Linked DNA regions of Homo sapiens: all the other regions are linked to region 3. A link is a loop called in an ENCODE intact Hi-C map of the cell type or tissue named here. Cell type or tissue: HCT116. All regions are shown on one strand. Each heading gives the region's core, and the rest is flanking DNA. Links, peaks and the distances in the headings are about the cores only. Region 1 overlaps NOC4L (nucleolar complex associated 4 homolog). Region 2 overlaps FBRSL1 (fibrosin like 1). Region 3 has its middle 59 kb from the start of MUC8.

The links. Hi-C counts contacts between places; a loop is a spot of excess contacts. Peaks named below come from ENCODE experiments on the same cell type or tissue, not always from the same donor. Only the 100,000 strongest peaks of a DNase experiment are listed, where the experiment ranks them.
Region 1: a loop joins it to region 3, with 20 times the contacts of the local background. A loop is called at or near these places in 56 of 110 quality-filtered maps.
Region 2: a loop joins it to region 3, with 13 times the contacts of the local background. A loop is called at or near these places in 97 of 110 quality-filtered maps.

Annotation. Positions count from the first base shown.
Region 1 is chr12:132,150,497-132,157,384 of GRCh38, reverse strand. It overlaps NOC4L (nucleolar complex associated 4 homolog), which reads right to left. Exons shown (of 15, transcript NM_024078.3): 10 at 6,344-6,404; 11 at 6,017-6,127; 12 at 5,741-5,901; 13 at 5,565-5,647; 14 at 5,188-5,301; 15 at 4,917-5,103. The coding sequence ends at 4,984. Among named protein-coding and RNA genes, the nearest start is that of NOC4L, 9.5 kb to the right of the region's middle. RefSeq lists an enhancer at 2,609-3,109. In HCT116, for the core only: a CTCF peak has its summit at 3,349 (motif pointing left); a DNase peak (open chromatin) is centred at 3,347.
Region 2 is chr12:132,522,018-132,527,017 of GRCh38, reverse strand. FBRSL1 (fibrosin like 1) reads right to left here. Exons shown (of 19, transcript NM_001367871.1): 3 at 1,195-1,284. Among named protein-coding and RNA genes, the nearest start is that of FBRSL1, 34 kb to the right of the region's middle. In HCT116, for the core only: a CTCF peak has its summit at 2,988 (motif pointing right); a DNase peak (open chromatin) is centred at 3,021.
Region 3 is chr12:132,411,976-132,418,863 of GRCh38, reverse strand. No RefSeq gene overlaps it. Among named protein-coding and RNA genes, the nearest start is that of MUC8, 59 kb to the left of the region's middle. RefSeq lists a silencer at 3,783-3,921. In HCT116, for the core only: CTCF peaks have their summits at 3,586, 3,787 (motif pointing left) and 4,686 (motif pointing right); a DNase peak (open chromatin) is centred at 3,763; H3K4me3 peaks cover 324 bases; H3K27ac peaks cover 241 bases.

The DNA of each region.
Region 1 (6,888 bases), core at 1,142-6,141, 260 kb after region 3:
GTAGTGGTGTGTGTGTAGTGTGTGTGTAGTGGTGTTTGTAGTGTGTGTGTAATGGTGTGTGTAGTGGTGTGTATGTGTAGTGTGTGCAGTGGTGTGTGTAGTGTGTGTGTAATGGTGTGTGCGTGTAGTGGTGTGTGTAGTGTGTGTAATGCTGTGTGTGTGTAGTGGTGTGTGTAGTGTGTGCGTGTAGTGGTGTGTGTAGTGTGTGTAATGGTGTGTGTGTAGTGGTGTATGTGTAGTGTGTGCATAGTGGAGTGTGTAGTGTGTGTAATGTGTGTAGTGTGTGTGTAGTGGTGTAGTGTGTGCCTGTAGTGTGTGTAGTGTGTGTGTAGCGTAATGTGTGTGTAGTGGTGTGTATGTGTGTGCATAGTGGTGTGTGTAGTGTGTAATGGTGTGTGTGTAGTGGTGTGTGTGTAGTGTGTAGTGGTGCGTGTGTGTAGTGGTGCGTGTGTAGTGGTGTGTGTAGTGGTTGTGTGTAGTGTGTGTAGTGGTGTGTGTAGTGTGTGCGTGTAGTGGTGTGTGTAGTGTGTGTGTAGTGGTTGTGTGTTGTGTGTAGTGGTGTGTGTAGTGTGTAGTGGCGTGTAGTGGTGTGTGTAGTGGTGTATGCAGTGGTGTGTATGCAGTGGTGTGTAGTGGTGTGTGTGTAGTGTGTGTAGTGTGTGTGTGTAGTGGTGTGTGTAGTGTGTGTGTAGTGGTGTGTGTAGTGTGTGTAGTGGTTTGTATGTTGTGTGTGTAGTGTGTGTACTGTGCGTGTAGTGTGTGTAGTGGTGTGTGTAGTGGTGTGTGTAGTGGTGTATGTAGTGGTGTGTGTGTAGTGGTGTGTGTAGTGGTTGTGTGTAGTGTGTAGTGGTACGTGTAGTGGTTGTGTGTGTAGTGTGTGCGTGTAGTGTGTGTGTAGTGGTTGTGTGTGTAGTGTGTGTAGTGTGTGTAGTGTGTGTAGTGGTGTATGTAGTGTGTATGCAGTGGTGTGTGTGTAGTGGTGTGTGTAGTGTAGTGTGTGTAATGGTGTGTGTGGTGTGTGTGTGGTGTGTGTAGTGTGCGTGTAGTGGTTTGTATGTAGTGTGTGTGTAGTGGTGTGTGTACTGTGTGCGTGTAGTGTGTAGCGGTGTGTGTGTAGTGGTGTATGCAGTGTGTGTGTGTAGTGGTGTGTGTAGTGTGTGCGTGTAGTGTGTGTAGTGGTGTGTGTAGTGGTATGTAGTGTGTAGTGGTGTGTGTAGTGGTTTGTATGTAGTGTGTGTGTAGTGGTGTGTGTAGTGGTATATGTAGTGGTGTGTGTAGTGTGCGTGTAGTGGTGTGTGTGTGTAGTGTGTGTAGTGGTTTGTATGTAGTGTGTAGTGGTGTGTGTACTGTGTGTGTAGTATGTGTAGTGGTGTGTGTAGTGGTGTATGTAGTGTGTGTGTAGTGGTGTGTGTAGTGTGTGCGTGTAGTGGTGTGTGTGTGTAGTGTGTGTAGTGGTTTGTATGTAGTGTGTAGTGGTGTGTGTACTGTGCGTGTAGTGTGAGTAGTGGTGTGTGTAGTGGTGTATCTAGTGTGTGTAGTGGTGTGTGTGTGTAGTGGTGTGTGTAGTGTGTGTAGTGGTGTGTGTACTGTGTGCGTGTAGTGTGTGTAGTGGTGTGTGTACTGTGTGCGTGTAGTGTGTGTAGTGGTGTGTGTAGTGGTGTAGTGTGTGTAGTGTGTGTGTGTAGTGGTGTGTGTAGTGTGTGTAGTGGTGTGTGTAGTGGTGTATCTAGTGTGTGTAGTGGTGTGTATGTAGCGGTGTGTGTCATGTTGCATGGTGAGCTCTAACGACCCCAGCCCCCAACACCCAACTCTACCTCCTGCCACCCGGAGTGCAGGCGAGCCGTCCCCACCAAGTCCACACTGCAGGTTCACGAGCGAAATCAGTGCTGCTGCAGTTCCACACCGCTACGTTCTGAAGTCACTTTCTGAGCATAGACCCTGGCAGCACACTCTGCAGATGGGACAACTGAGGCCTGGGGCCGTGCCACCCTCCCAGCCGGGAGTGGAGCCCGCGCCGTTGGAGACCGGCATGGCCTTCACCGTGGGCTGCTGGCCCCAGTGGGGGAAGACCCAGACACCGCAGGGAACGGACACGCTCCTCGCTGTCCAGCGGGAATCGCTTACCGCCGGGGCCTTCGCCACAGCTCCCAGCACGACCGACGCTCGGGAAACGACTGCTGATTCTCCGCAGCTGATTTCCTCAACGCCAATTAAACGCTCCAGCGTCCCTTATCGCCGGAACGCGCGCTCCACAGCTCTTCAGCTATCCCTCATTACGGATGTAGCTGTGACTTCACTGTCCGGCAGCCGCGTTCATTTCCTGAAGGGAGACCCGGAATCGGGGGACGGGAGGAGAGGGAGAGACAAGACAGAGAGGGAGCGGGGGAAGCACAGGGGGAGAGAGGCCCCACTGGTGCGGCGCTGTTCTCCGTGTGCAGTGAGGACACCGCCGGGTACACGCAGGTGCCGGCTGGGTATTGGCCTCATAGGTGATTGAAGGGGCCCCTGGAATTTCTCTAAGATTCTGGAACTGACGGTGTCTCAGTCCGTCTGCACCACTGTTACAGGTTACCTGAGAGCAGGTAACTTCTAAAAAGTGACACTGTCTTCTCTCCAGTTCCGCAGGCCGGGAAGTCCAGGATGAAGGCACCAGCCTCTAGCGAGGGCCTCCTGGCTGCGCCCAACCTGACAGGAGGCCAAAGGCCAGAGAGCAGCCGGCTCAGCACCACGTGAAGAATCCACTTTTACAAAGGCCTGAATCCCATTAACAAGGATGGCGCCCTTGCGGACGAGGCACTCCTAACACCGCCTGGTGGGCAGCACCTGGATCTGGGAGGGCAGGCGCTCCTCCACAGCACAGGGGACGTCCCCGTGCTCTCGGGGATGGCGGCAACACCTGTATTTCAGAGGGCATGCGCTCCTCGGGGGCAGCACCTGGATCTCGGAGAGCACACGCTCCTCCACAGCACAGGGGACGTCCCCGTGCTCTCAGAGATGGGGGTCACCAGCCAGGGAGAGGGGACCTCAGGCGGTGAAGGAGGTCCCTGTTCATGCCCGGCTCATGCGGGGAACACAGGGAGCAGAGGACCGAACACGGTTACGTGGAGGTTGCTAGACACAGAGCCCCTCTGACGACAGAATCCAAGCCTGGCTGACTCGGAGGCGCTTTCACTCTCCTCCTGGCCTCGCCCATCATCCGAGATCCGCCTAACAGCCCAGCACAAACCCTCCGTGATGTCAGGAGGGAGGCCCTGGCTGAATCCGAGCAGGAAATACTGCAGACCCCGGCGAGGTGAAACCTAGCAGGGCAGCTCGGGCGCTGCAGGCCTGGGCAAGGCTGCAGCGGCCTCTGGTGGCCGCATGAGCTCAGGATGCCAGCACCTAGGCCCAGCCCTGCCCCAGGAGCCCAAGGAGGGCGGGGAGGGGGGCCAGGGCTCTGGAGCGTACCCGGTGTGACAGGCTGCCTGGGACACAGCAAGAGGACGGGCCCTGTCTGCCCTGCTGCAGCGGGAGTGCTGAGAGGGCTCGGGCGGGACAGCATGAAGAGTGGGGAAGGAGGGGCGCCTGTGCAGGACTACCACGCACGGGGTACCAGGGAAGGCCTCCCGGGGGGACGGGGACGGGACGTTCAAACCAGGGCAACACAGGGAAAAGCGGCAGAGGCCACAGCTGTGGCTGGTGCAAAGGCCCTGGGGCAGGAGCCAGTTCACTTGAGGAGCCCGCTGGGGCAGAGGGAAGCAGCCAGGGGGATGCTGGGAGCAGAGGCAACATCTCCACCATCACTCTGCCCCCCAAAACCCCGCTGGGCACACGGAGGGTCCCGGCCAATGCTGGGCCGGCAGGGTGACACCCCCAAGCCACGGCCAAGGCACTCCCCGCCCTCCCCAGCCACACCCACGCGCACCAAGCTCTGTTCCAGTGCCCCATCCCACCCTGTCCTCGAATAAGCAGACTGTCAAAAGGAAACTGGGGGTCACTGTGTAGACAGAAAACCTAGTTTGTTTGGTATAAATTTGGTTCCCTAAAAATAAACACCCCGATAACAAGGCTGTGCTGCAGCCGGACCAGCGCCTCCCACAGCGGGGGAAACTCCACTGCAGCTGGACCAGGGCCTCCCACGGGGGTGGGGGCAGGGAACTCCAGAGGGGCCCAGGCACTGCCTGTAACTCTACGCAGCATCTACCCGGAACTCTACGCAGTATCCACCCGGGGCCTCTACACAGCACCCACCCGGAATTCTACGCACCATCCACCCAGAACTCCACGCGGCATCCACCCGGGGCCTCGCGGGGCTCCCAGAACGAAGGCCAGATCGGCAGGACACAGCCAGCGTGGGATGCTGACACTCACAGGAACCCCCGACTCACACCAACCCCCCACTGACACCAACACCCCCCACTCAAACCAACCTCCCATTCACACTAATCCTAACCCACCCCCCACACACACCACCCCCCCATTCACACCAACTCTCCCCTCACACCAACACCCCCACTCACAACCAAACTCCCCCCAGTCACACTGACCCCCCACTCACACCACCTCCCCTCACTCCCACACACACCATACCCGTCTACACCACCATACACCTCCCACCACAACTGACCCAGGCAGAGAGAACCCCCCCAACCCTGCTCCCTCCCAGGTGTCTGGAGTGTAACCTCAGCAGAGGCCCCGAGCTCTGCCAACAGGGAGGTCACTGGGGCCAGGGGATGAGGGAGGCTGGGTGACCGGTGACACTGGTGGGCCGGAGGCCCTGGGAAAGACCACGCCTCAGGTTCCCCACCATCCCCTCCCAGGCTGTGGAGTCGGCAGGGGCCTCGCTTTGCCATGTGCCTGGTGGGCTCAGGCAGATGTGAGGCCCTCGGCCTGGCAGAGGCATCCAGCCGCCCCAGTCCACACTCCCTGAGCCTTTCTCCTGCAAAAACATTTATTCACAGGTGGGCTGGGGTCAGCTGAGATTTATTCACAGGTGGGCCAGGGTCAGCTGAGCGTGAAGTGCTGGGCACAGAGTTCACCCGGCCGTCCCAGCAGGCCCTGGGCTGGGATAAACTCCAGTGGCACCGGCTCGGGCCCCTTCTTCTTCAGGTCCCGCTCAAAGATCTGCAAAGCACAAAGCACGGCGGCTCTCAGGCTTGGCTCAGCGCCCCGTGGCCCAGACCCTCGCACCCTGGCCCAGTTCCGCACCTCGTAGGCCGTGAGCTCCAGCAGTGGCGCGATGCTGACCTCAGGCATGGACAGGGCCTGGTTGATGACGCTGGCGGCTTTGGACACCTCAGGGTGGTAGTGGCGCTGGAGGGCCTGGGGCAGTAGGGCCGTTAAGAGGCAGCTGCCCCAGGCCCCCGCCCTGTGCCCCCAGCCATGGCCTCCCTGTGCTCCCAACCAGAGTGGGCGGGGTCGGGACGGAGCCACGTGAGAAGGCCAAGCACCCAGCACCCACAAACCCAGGTGGCCAGCTGGGGACGCAACATGAGGCTATGCGGGAGGTGGCACGGGGAGCTGGGCTTTCTGAGGGGCCGAAGGATGGCTCGGGAGGCCCCAGGGTGTGGCAGCAGCGCCCTCACCTGAAGCTCCCACAGGGAGCTCTCCAAGGCCCGGCTCTGGGCTGGGTCCTCCTCTCCAGGGTCGTAGGGGTCGGCGTCCAACTCTAGGAATGAGACGTGGGCCCTTGTCTGCCGTCCACAGCACCAGGCACCCCCGCCCCAGCTCCAGCCCAGCCTCCGAGGGCCCCGCAACTCACCAGGGCCGTGTGGACGGTGCACGAGGACCCGGCAGGCAGGGTGCCGGCGCAGCAGGTTACAGATGAAAGGCAGGACCATGAGCAGGGCCTCAGGGGGAGCCGTCAGGGCCAGGCGGGCCAGCCGCTTGGCGAAGGCGGCCACCAGGTAGGCGGGGAGGTGGCTGGGCAGGGCAGTGGTTGTGAGACAGGGCCCGGACTGCTAGCCCCCACCACCCTCCCCTGGCCCCAGGCTGCAGCCGCACAGAGCAGGGCAGAGCCAGGTGCCCTGGTACTCACGAGGAGGACAGGAAGAGGTCAGCCAGGTGGAAGAAGCGGGCGCGGTACTTGACGTGAAAGACAGAGGGGTCCAAGAGGCCGTAGAGCTTCCGGTAGAAGTCAGGGTACTCCCTGCGGGCCGGGGGGAAGGAGCAGCGGATGGAGCAGGGCCCGGGAACTGAGGCCTCCAAGGCCAGGGTCTCACTCGGCGCCCCTTCCTCCCGCCCAGGGACTCCAACACCATGGCCTGTGAGGAAAGCGGGGACCCCGTGGGGCAGGGTGGGAAGGGGACAGAGGAGCAGGGCTGGGCAGACTGGGAAGAAGACCTGCACCCCTGGTGACACTCACAGGTTGTGTTTGTGAATCAAGATGAACAGCCCGTTCAAGGCCAAGAGGCTGAGGGCCCCCCCTGCAGACAGACAGACACAGGCTGGAGCTGCAGTGACCTCGCTCCCACCCTACCCCCTGCCCACACTGAGTGTAAGTCTGTGGAGTGTGGCCTCTGCCCCTGCTGTCCCCTCCCACAGCCCCCACGGACACAAAGCTGGAGACCACATGCAGGGCAGGGGAGTGGGGGGTGGAGGCAGTGGGATCGGGGAAGAGGTGCTGCGGGGTGGGGGTTGGGGGTGTGAGCGAGGCGGCGGCACTCACCGAGGGGATTAGGGGTGTGGTGTGAGCGAGGCGGCGGCACTCACCGAGGGGATTAGGGGTGTGGTATGAGCGAGGCGGCGGCACTCACCGAGGGGATTAGGGGTGTGGTATGAGCGAGGCGGCGGCACTCACCGAGGGGATTAGGGGTGTGGTATGAGCGAGGCGGCGGCACTCACCGAGGGGATTAGGGGTGTGGTGTGAGCGAGGCGGCGGCACTCACCGAGGGGATTAGGGGTGTGGTG
Region 2 (5,000 bases), core at 1-5,000, 110 kb before region 3:
ACCTCTGGTGGGGATCCCTCTGGCCTGCAGGGGCTGCTGAGGTCCCCCACACCCTTGGATCCCTCTGGCTCGAGTGGGTGTTGTGAGGTCTTCAGGACAGAGGTATGGATCACACCAGCTACACACTCAGACCACCAGGGCCTCCCCCAGCAGGAGGGGTGGGGAAACAGGCTCAGGGCTGCTGTAGTGGATGGGGTGGGTCACTGAGCTGGGCAAGTGGGGCTCACAGGGAGGGTCCAGAGCCCCCTGAGGAGTGGGGGGCAGATGCAAAGATCCAACACCCCCTCTGAGGGGCAAGGCAGAGGAAGAAAAGGAGGGCTTTGGGGCCAGCTGACGGCAGTCCTCCACTCTCCCAAATCAATCCACAACCCCCACTGCAGAGTCAGGGAGGACACCCCCTCCCCTTCCCAAGACAGACCCTTGCCGGGGACAGGTCAGCTCCTGAAGGGCCCCAGGATGTCAGGGGACAGAGCCCAAGGCCCTGGGTCCCGATGGGCCCACCCGCCAGCTCCCAGCTGCCAGAGGGGTGGGAGGGCCTTCGTTGCCCTGAGTTTGAGCCTCAGCCCCAGCTGCTGCATTGTGCCCAGAATGTGACTTCCTTCACCAGGGGCTGGCAATTAGAGGACAAACCAAGGCAGCGGCAGTCCCAGGTAATTCCCAGCCTATTTTCCTAACTTGTGGCAACAAGATGGGGAGCCGGGCAGTGAGGCCTTCATTTAAATGATAATGAGATGCCTCAAGTTCCAGTCAGCAGAAACCTCCCCACTGCCCCGCCAGTGCCCATCTCAAGACTCGGCGGCCGTCCGCCTGCCCTCCACCCACAGGCCAGCAGTGCAGGCACAGCGTCCAAGGCTTAACGTTTTGGCCTCTGGGCTCCTGCCAGCTCACTCACCATTTCTTCATTTAAATCTCTCCTAATGGGAAAGTCCTAATGAGTAAAAAATCACGCTTTAACGAAGGCAAAATGCTCATTGCTAAGACAAAGCCTTGGTGGGAAACCGGACCCTAACCAGCGGCTTCCTGGACGCCCTTGTGCAGGGTGCAGCGGGCAGGGGGCCCAGACTCGGACTGGACGCCCTTGTGCAGGGCACAGTGGGCAGGCGGCCCAGACTCGGACTGGACGCCCTTGTGCGGGGCGCAGCGGGCAGGCGGCCCAGACTCGGAGCCTCCGGGCGCGGGCAGCTGGGTACTCACATCGCTGAGCGGGTCCCGGGAGCTGGTGGCTTCGAGGACGCTGTCGTCGTCACTGTCCCGGTCGCCCCCTTTGGACACGGTGACCTTCATCTGGGACAGAGAGAGACACTGTCTCAGGCAAACCCCCACCTCACCGCGTCCGCATCGGGGCCCCCTGGCTAGGGCTACATGCCTGCTCCCGGCACCCCAGCACCCCGGCCCCAGGCGCCCCGACAGCCGCTGGGCGCTTTGGGATGTGACGAGCTGTGGTGGGCTGGGTCCTGGTCTGGGGGCGGGAGCAGCAGCAGGACAGAGCTCTGCACAGCCAGGAATGCCATCCCAGCTGACAGCGCACACACTGATAACACACTCTACCAGGACGGGGAGGACCTACCCAGGACCCACCGGCTCAGTGACACGAGAACCGCCACGTGCTTGGAGCCGCCCCTTCCACAAGCCGCTGACTTTGAAGGCATCCTGGGGGTGCTAGGGACCACAGGCAGGGCCTCCACCCACACCCTGGCTGGTTCGCACCACCCCATCTGGCTGTACAGGGCTATGACCTCCAGGTCGAGCCTCAGTGCCACCCACTGTCCCCTGGCTGTGCCCACAGCACCTCCTTCGGTCGGCTCCATGCCAGAGCAAGCAGCGAGGTGGTGGTGGGACCTGCCTGACCCTGGCCATGGGCCCTTGGGCCACTGCTCGGCCTCCCCGTGCCTCAGTTTCATCACCTGCTGAAGGGAGCACCCATACTCCCTTCACCCCACCCCCACGCCCCACGCCCACCGCCACCACCCCTGACACCAGCCAACATGGGCGCCGATGCGTGCCAGGGCCTGGCCCGGGCGCTTTGCACACACTCACACATTTGCTCACACGGTGGCCCCGAGTAGAAACTATTTTCCTTTACATTTCACGGATGAGAAAACAGAGGCGCAGACAGGTTAAGTGACCATGCAGGGACCAGACCCCGAGCCCTGCATGTATTTACTTTTTTTACTTGGAAATAATTTCAAACCTGCACAAAGCTGAGGGAAGTGAGAGGCCAGAGCTCCTGCTGGCCAGCGCCCAGCAGGGACGCCCCTGCACAGCCAGCGCCCAGACTCACGTGGAAGCCCAGCGGTCTCCCTCTCTGGCCAACTTGGATCTGGAACAATTCTGCACCTTGTAGTGACACGCCCCAGCACATCTGGGCCCCCAGGCCTCGCATGCCAGGGCCCCTGGTGAGGTTCTTTACTTTGAGTCATCCAAGTCAGGAGCACGCCCCAGCCCGGGGAAACCCGTCCCAGGACTGGCTGGTGTGGCTCGCTGCAGCCATGAGCCTGGCTCCCTGCCGACCTTCGGCTCAGCCAGAGGCCCGCTCTGTGCACCTCCTGCAGCAACAGGCCTCCCTGGGTGGCTGACAGGGTGCACACAAGGCAGACGGTGCCAGTGCGAATTAAGGGATGTCACCCAGGCCCCTGAGGTCAAATGCCCCCGGCCCATGAGGTCCATCAAGCCGCACAGTAGCAGGCACCCACACTGGAGGAGGCCCTGGCCGGGCAGGGATGCAGCCCCGAGGAGTCTGAGCCTTACTGGGCGGGAGCCGGGGGCAGGGTGGTGGGCTAGTGACCTGCTCAGCTGCACAGTAGCCCTCACAGGCCCTGGCCAGGCTGCCCGGCTCTTCCTGGCACTGTGGCCTCGGGCAAGCGACTGGCCTGCCCCAGCCTCAGTTTCGGCATCTGTAACTGTAACATTCGGGAACCCTGGCAGGGCCCCTCGGTGCAATGAGGTTTAGGTGGAGGCACGGCCTGTGCAGCAGAGCCCGGGGCCGGCACCTTCCAGGCCACCAGGGGTCACTGTTGTCACCAGCTGGACTCTCACAACCTCTCCTTTCTCACCCCCGGAGCTGGCACCACGGTCCCAGCTGGGCAGCCCTGCCCACCGGGTCCCACACTTGCTGCCCTGCTGGGGCCATCAGGGGTTCTGTCCACCTCTGCAGGAAGCCACGTGTCCCACTCCTAGCGGTTCTCAACGCGGGGTCCCGGGAATGCATCATCGTCTCCCAGAGCCTGCAAGGAATGAGTTTCCAGCCCGCTCCAGGAACCGTGTATCACCGGCCCCCTGGGGAGTCTGACCATTGGCGATGGCCCCATGAGCCCTGCACTCACTTCTAGGGACAGAGGCTCAGGGCAGTACCTGGCAGCGATGGGAAAGGCTGCCACAGGGCTGCTGAGTATAGTGGTGCAGGCTGCTCACTGCCCAAGGACACCTGGCCGATGGGAAGGGAGGTGGGTCGGAAACACCCACACAGCTGAGCCGTGAGGAGTAGGGCACCTCTCTACACTTCACACCCACACAAAAGCCACCTCCGGTCAGGGCTGGGCGCAGATGGAACGCGTCACCCCCATGCCACAGAGGGGCTCGGTGGGCTGCCCTGCGTGTGCTCCTCCCAAACCCGGAGGCCCTGAAAGGTGGCCAGGCCGGTCGTGGGGTGGGGTCTCTTCCCCTTCCTCGGGTGGCCGGTTTTAGCTCTGAAAGTCCCACGTCTCGAAAAACCCTGTAGAACTGGGAATCTGTGTCCTGGTCACCCCACTCTGTCCCCAGGCAGGACCTCAAACAGCCAAGGTGGCTGCCCTCAGCCCAGCCGCTTCTCAGTGCTGCCAGCCACACCAGGGGCCGGGGAGGCCACACGTCCACTCCCAGCAGGAGCTGGAGGGACAAGATCACAGTCCCTGGATGACAAGTCCACGTCTGGGGCCAGAGGGGGCCCCTTTTGCCCTGGAGGGTGGGCAGGAGCTACTGCACCTGTGCCCACCCCAGCCTTGTGGTCTGCCCACCTATCTGTCCACCCGTCCAACCGATGCTTATGGAGCCCTGACGAGCCAGGTACCGTTCTGGGCAGTGAGCAGAGCCGACCCAAGCCCCTGCCCCCCCTAGAGTGACAAAGGAGTGACTGTTCCCAGTGCACACAGAAGGTGGCTCCGTCTGCCAGGCGGCAGGTGCGGGGGGAAAGGCAGCGCAGGCCGGGGAGGGCCCCGGACACAGCTCACTGACGGCACCAACGGCCCAGCACACACACTGCAGCCCTGAGTTGCCCTCCTCACAGGGCACCCTGCTGCTCCACCAAGCCTGTGCTTCCTGGGGTGGGGAAGGAAGGCTGAGTCTGTCCAGTTATGTCAGCAGGTGGGGCGTGCAGCAGGAGCAGGGCAGGAGGAACAGCTCCCTGTGGGCCAGCATGGAGCGCCTGTCAGTTTCTGTGACGTCAGTATCCAAACCAAAGCTGATGGAAGCCACTAACAGTTTAACAGCCGGCTTCAAATTTCCTGAACCCTCAGCAACCTGCTCCTACAAGCTGCACTCCACTGGGCAGCCGCAGACCAGCCGCTGGTGGGACCAGGAGCACTGGGGCCCTGAGGGTTCTGGCAGTAACCGTAGGAACATGGTGGCTCCAGGCGCACAGAGCCCCTCCCCCAAGGTCCCCTCCCCTCACCAACCCCCTCCCTCCACACCGTCCCCCAGCTCCAGGCTGCACGTCCAAAAATCACTGCCTCTGGGTTGCCCACAGAAACATGGTTCCACTGGGAGGCTCGGGCTCAGTCGGGGGCTCAGGTGCGGCCTGGCCTGTCCGGTTCTAGTGCCCTTGAGCTGTCCTGTTGCTGGGAAGGGGCCAGAGAGACGGGAGCCAGCAGTGGCCCCGCCATGCAGCCAGGAAACCCTCTAGGGTGCACGGAGACCCGCAGGCACACACACCACCCCAGGCTGAGGGGCCGCGCCGGCTGCACACAGAGACCCACGCAGACCCACAGGCGCCGGCAGGCTGAGGGGCCACGCTGGCTGCATACACA
Region 3 (6,888 bases), core at 936-5,935:
TTCCTTCCTTCCTTCCTTCCTTCCTTCCTTTCCTTCCTTTTTTCCTTTCCTTCCTTCCTTCTTTCTTTTCTTTCTTTCTTTCTCTCTTTCTTCTTCCTTCCTTCCATCTTTCTTTCTTTCCCTTTCTTTCTCTCTTTCTCTCTCCTTCTTTCTTTCCTTCCTTCTTTCTTCTCTTTCTTTCTCTCTTTCTCTCTCCTTCCTTCCTTCCTTCTTCTCTTTCTTTCTTTCTTTTTCAGACAGGGTCTTGCTGTGTTGCCCAGGCTGGAGTGCACTGGTGCAATCACAGCTGACAGCAGCCTTGACCTGATCGCTTCAACGATCCTCCCACCTCAGCCTCCCAAGTAGCTGGGACTACAGGCACGTGCCACCACACCTGGCTAGTCATTTATTTTTTGTAGAGATAGGGTTTGACTATGTTGCCCAGGCTGGTCTTGAACTCTTGGGCTCAAGCAATCCTCCCACCTCAGCCTCCCAAAGGGCTGGGATTACAGGTGTGGGCCACCGCACCTGTAATCTTTTTTGATTTTAGATATTTGACTTGTACTTATTCAGTTAAGCATCCCTCATCTGAAAATCCACTCTGAAATGCAAACTCTTCCAATGGGCATTTCATGCATTTCATCCGAGCTCATGCCAGTACGCAAAAAGTTTCAGATTCCGGAGCGTTCTGATTTTGGATTTTTGCAGGAGGGATGCTCTGCCTGTAAGTGCCAGGCAGCCTTCCAGCTGCTGGGGAAGTAGCTGGAAACCAGAGGACAAGTCCCACTGCCTCAGATCCCTGTGGGGACAGAGTAGATGGGAAGCAAAGGTGTGCACGAGACCACGCCAGACACACGGATCGCACGGAGCGAGATCTGGCCGCATGGAGAGCCAGGAGGAGCAGGCGGGGAAGGGCCTGGCGGTGGGAGAGCTCCAAGTGTCTGCAGCAGAGCAGGTGGTGCAGCCACGGCCGGGGCAGCACAGTGAGAGGCCAGAGGGGAAGCTGGGCCGGTCCCGCAGGCTCTGCAGGCCCTGGCTCGGGCTTTCACCTGCAAGCAGGAAGGTGCTGTGGGTCTAAGCACATGAGGTGTTGGTTTCAGCTCCAGCTGGGCAGGAGGCTGGGCCGTGGGAGGAGGGGACAGGCAGGGGACAGGCAGGAGGCTGGGGCGGTGCTGAAATCTGTACCCATTGGCTTTGCCATGCTTCCCACAGAGCTGGGTCCGGCCGTTCCTGACTTTGTGGACCGTGGAGGGGTGACACTGTGGGCTTAGTCCCGCGGCCGGCTCTTGAAAGGCCCAAGGCCTCTGCCTGGTTCTTGGAGCCACTGCACTGCAGGGGTGGCCACTGCCTGAGGATTCTGACCCCGGGACCACTGTGTGGGGGACCTTGGGGAGACCCCCACCAAGCCAGGGAGTGCCCAGCCAGCAACTGGGCCAGTGGTTTCCCACGTCCGGCCCAGTCACCCTCATAGGACACAGCCCTGGCCAGCGGCACAACACGAGAGACCCCAGTGAGGACCCCCCAGCCAGGCCCCCTGAGTCCCTGACCCCAGCACTGTGAACAACGTAGTGGAGGTGTCATTTCAAGCTATTGGCTGTGCTGGGACAGAGGACCCTGATGCAGAGACCGGGACGGTGGCTGGACCACCGTGGGGCTGGGTGGGTGGGAGGCGTTTGGCTTCAGCGTGTGGTCTTGGCAGAGGTAGGTGGGATCTGTCCGTTTCTACCTCCTGCCCACCAGGCCTGGTTCCAGGTTGGTGGCATGGCCACGGCGGGACTCGGGGCCCCGCTGAGCTACTGGTCAGCCTTGGCTGAGAACCCCCTGCCCTGCCTCTTTGGGGCTGCCGCCAGCAAGGGGGTGGGGGGCTCCATGCGGACCCCTGGGTGTTGGGGGCTGGCAGGGGTGGGCCAAGGCAGTAGCACTAGGCAGCAAGGGAGCGTCAGGGCCCCGGGCTATAATCCCTCAGGGGCCATTCTGCGCCCTCTGGCCTTGACCCCCGGGGTGTGGGGCCCTTCCCACACTGGGTGCTGCCGGCCATCAGTCTTTTTAGAGGCCTCTCCTGCTGTAGGAGCCCACTGTGGGGTGGGGAGGGAGGACCCTCTGCTGCCCCCCTCCCTCTAGGGATGAGGTCTAAACTCCAGAGACCTGACCGGGCCCCCTCCCTTCCTCTCTCGGCCTGAGCTCTCCTTCCTCAGGGTCTGCTGGATTTGAGTGGGGGTCTCAGGCTGGGGGCACTGGCTGCGTCTGTGGCCTGTTGTCCAGCAGAAGGCTCTGTCCGGGATCGGGAAGTGGCAACGCGTTCCTCAAACCACAGACAGTCGTGTTTCCAGAGACGGCTGCCGCCGTGTCCCCACGTGCTCCTCCAAACCTCAGAACCCGGGACCTGCACCCCTCCCCACATCTGGAGATGGCCCCTGCCCTGGCTCGAAGCTGGGTGGGCTGTGGCTCACCTGTAACCAAGAATCCTTCTCACTCGCGAGGATGGGGTGGGCTGTTACTAAGTTCCAGGTGGCTCGTTAGGCAGCCGGGAGCCGGGACACTCGGATCCCCCGGGCATGGGGGCCTCTCTGGGAGGCCAGGACAGAGTTGCTGACCAGGTTTCCAGGGCTCTGGGGCCAGGCTGCTAGGGCGGTCCTGCCTGGGAAGGCCACCCACCTGCCCCGAGCTGGCCTTAATCATTAGGCTGGCCTGACGTCCTTTTAGAGAACAGCTCAAGCCGTGCTGGGAGCCAGTCAGCGGCGGTCATGAGAGCAGCCATTTGCACTTGGCAAACTTGGAGTGGCGCAATGAATACGTCCTCTCCTTGAAAAGGCCAGGGCACCTCACTGAGCTCTGGCCTTGGGTCAAATATAACTTAAGCTGCAGAAAAGGGAAAACGATGGGAAGTGAGTCTATTTTCTTCTCTGGACACTCCTGCCTGGTCCCCAGAGACGCCACCGTGACCAGGTTCTCACATGTGACAGCCCTGCAGCCCCGTCCTCCAGTGGGGTGGGAGCCGTGCCCTCCCCAGCCTGGCTGTGGCCGTGACTTTGGGAGAGGGTCCCGGGTGTGTGTTTGCTACAGTGAGGGCAAGGGGCCCCTGACTTCCTGGGGGAGGGGACATCCTTCACCAGAGGCCACCACAGCCGACCTTCCGCACTGTCCTTGCAGGGGCCTGGTGGGGAGCCTGGACAAATGGCCGTGTCACCCTCTGCAGCCTGAGGATGGGGCGGCAGCTCCGCCGGCCCCAGGACACTTGCCAGGACCCCAGGGCACGGGAGACGGAGCTGGTGGTGTGGCTCATCCGAGAGGGAGCTGCTGCCTCAGGGCTATGGGACGGGACACCCTTGGCAGAGGGTGGAGAGGTGCAGGGCCAGGAGAGCACCAGGAGTCTGTACCCGTAGAGCTGGGGAAGCACTTTGGGCAGGGACAGATCCTGAGGCGGTTCTCAGGCAGAGGCCTAGCTGCCGGGGTGGGGAGGGGGGTACACCTGGGACCGGGCTTCTCCAGCTGGGGTCCCTCAACAGCAGCATCCACGTCACCTGGGAGCACGTCAGGAATGCAGACTCCCTGGCCCCACCAGCCTTGAGCCAGCCTCGGGGAGCCCCATGCCAGGTGTAGAGACCCCGACCATGCCAGGTGTGTGTGGGGGCATCCTCGGGCCCCTGGGGCTGAGTGACTCTGCCAGGGGCCGTGGGCGGAGCCGCAGCGCTGCCTGAGAGCTCGGGGCCCACCCTGCTCCTGGATTCTGCCCCAGTTCCGGATCCCAGGGCTCCTGGCGACGGCTCTGGCACAGAGCGGAGCAAGAGAGACCCCTAGTGGCCAGAGGGTCAGTCCCGTCCTCCAGCCACCAGGACGGGCACCACGCCCTTCCCAGAACTGTCCCTGTGCCAGGGGTGCAGGTGCCGAGGCCCAGGCCCTTCTCTCTGCTGGAGGAGAAATCACAGAGACTCAACCTCAGGGAAACTGGGTCCTGGCCCCAGACCCACGGGGGCCCCGGGTTGTGCATGGCGGCCGTGAAACGAGGGGAGAGCCTCACCCACGCCTGGTCGGGGGTGCTCCACAGCTCCCTGGGGTGGGGCAGGGCTCCCCAGACCCCGGGCCTCCTCCCGGCTCCCACAGCCTCTGCCCTGCCCTGCGTGCGACCCGGGCCTAGGTGGGGTCTGCCTCCTGCCTGGGTCTCCAGGGGCTCTGTGACCTGCTGTTCCCTGCACGCCGGCACCTTCAAGCCCCAGAACACACCTTCTCCTGGAAGCTGTCACCTGCTCTGTACGCCGGGACAGGCCTGCAGGGCGGGACCCCAGCTACTGGCCTTCCCCCGAAGGTGGCTGGATTTCAACACTCGCTCCCACTTCCGAAGCCAGAGCGTGGAGCCCAGAAACAGCGGCTTGCAGAGGGATGGACCACCGCAGCCTGGACGGAGGCCCCAGACCCTCCACTCCACTGTGGTCGCTGGAGGAGCCCCCGGTTGAGGGATAGTGTAGAAACCTCAGCCAGTGTCCTTCGAAATCACCGAGCACGGGGCGGCAGCTGGGACAGGGTGTGGCGGGTCCCGGGCTGCAGGGAGGGCCCTTGGGGGAAGCGCCTTGGTGGGGGGAGACCCTGAGGTCTTCCCGGGAGCTGAGGTGGGAACACTGGAGGGGCCTCCGGGGCGCCTGCCGCAGGAGGACGTCCAGGTGCGTGGACGCAGAGACTCCCGTGGGCTGGGGTCGCGGTTCTGAGCTGCAGGACCCCAGGTACCCACTAGAGGGTAGCAGCGCTCTGTGGCCCTGGACCACCGACCACAGCCCACTCCGGAGAGCAGGGCCAGGACGGGGCAGGAGCTGGGTTACCCTCCGGAGTCAGCAAGGGTGGGCAGGCAGCCCCTCACCAGCCTCTTAGGCTCCTGATACCTGACAGGACTGGCAAGAAGGCCGCCAGGACGACCTGCCGTACCCTCAGCGCCCGGCACAGACAGGGCTGTGGTCTCTGGGCCAGAAACCCCAGGTCCTGGTGCTGGAGCCCAGCTTGTCTTCTGGGAACCTCCTGCTGCTCTGGAACCTCAACGTCCTAAAACAGCCCAGGCAGCTCTGCAGGACAGCCTACAGTGGTTAACATGGCACCCCCAGACCCCCACTGACACCCCAGACCCCCACTGACACCTCAGACCCCCACTGACACCCCCAGGCCCCCACTGACACCCCAGACCCCACTGACACCCCAGGCCCCACTGACAACCCCAGGCCCCCACTGACACCCCAGGCCCCACTGACACCCCAGACCCCACTGATATCCCAGGCCCCACTGACATCCCAGGCCCCACTGACACCCCAGACCCCACTGATATCCCAGGCCCCACTGACATCCCAGGCCCCACTGACATCCCAGGCCCCCACTGACATCCCAGGCCCCACTGACATCCCAGGCCCCCACTGACACCCCAGGCCCCACTGACACCCCAGGCCCCACTGACATCCCAGGCCCCACTGACATCCCAGGCCCCCACTGACACCCCCAGACCCCCACTGACACCTCAGATCCCACTGACATCCCAGGCCCCACTGACACCCCAGGCCCCACTGACACCCCAGGCCCCCACTGACACCCCAGACCCCACTGACATCCCAGGCCCCACTGACACCCCAGGCCCCACTGACACCCCAGACCCCACTGACATCCCAGGCCCCCACTGACATCCCAGACCCCACTGACATCCCAGACCCCACTGACACCCCAGGCCCCACTGACACCCCAGGCCCCACTGACATCCCAGGCCCCCACTGACATCCCAGGCCCCACTGACATCCCAGGCCCCCACTGACACCCCAGGCCCCACTGACACCCCAGGCCCCACTGACATCCCAGGCCCCACTGACATCCCAGGCCCCCACTGACACCCCCAGACCCCCACTGACACCTCAGATCCCACTGACATCCTAGGCCCCACTGACACCCCAGGCCCCACTGACACCCCAGGCCCCCACTGACACCCCAGACCCCACTGACATCCCAGGCCCCACTGACACCCCAGGCCCCACTGACACCCCAGACCCCACTGACATCCCAGGCCCCCACTGACATCCCAGACCCCACTGACATCCCAGACCCCACTGACACCCCAGATCCCACTGACACCCCAGGCCCCACTGACACCCCAGACCCCACTGACACCCCAGACCCCACTGACATCCCAGACCCCACTGACACCCCAGACCCCACTGACACCCCAGATCCCACTGACACCCCAGACCCCACTGACACCCCAGATCCCACTGACACCTCAGACCCCACTGACACCCCAGATCCCACTGACACCCCAGACCCCACTGACACCCCAGACCCCACTGACATCCCAGGCCCCCACTGACATCCCAGACCCCACTGACACCCCAGGCCCCACTGACACCCCAGGCCCCACTGACATCCCAGGCCCCACTGACACCCCAGATCCCACTGACACCCCAGGCCCCACTGACACCCCAGACCCCACTGACACCCCAGACCCCACTGACACCCCAGATCCCACTGACACCTCAGACCCCACTGACACCCCAGATCCCACTGACACCTCAGACCCCACTGACACCCCAGATCCCACTGACACCCCAGACCCCACTGACATCCCAGACCCCACTGACACCCCAGACCCCACTGACACCCCAGGCCCCACTGACATCCCAGGCCCCCACTGACACCCCAGACCCCAGTCGGACACCCATGCACCCCTTGACTGACACCCTCAGACCCCCAGCCAGACACCCCCAGACCCTGTGGCCCACATCCCAGACCCCCTGGCCCCCAGACTCCCCAGCAGGAAACCTCAGACCCCCTGGCCGACACCGCAGACCCCCTTGCCCACACCCCTAGCCTTCTTGGCTGTCACCCCCAGACCCTGTGACCCCCGGCTGGACTCCCCCAGATCCCATAGCCAATACCCCAGACCCTCTGGTC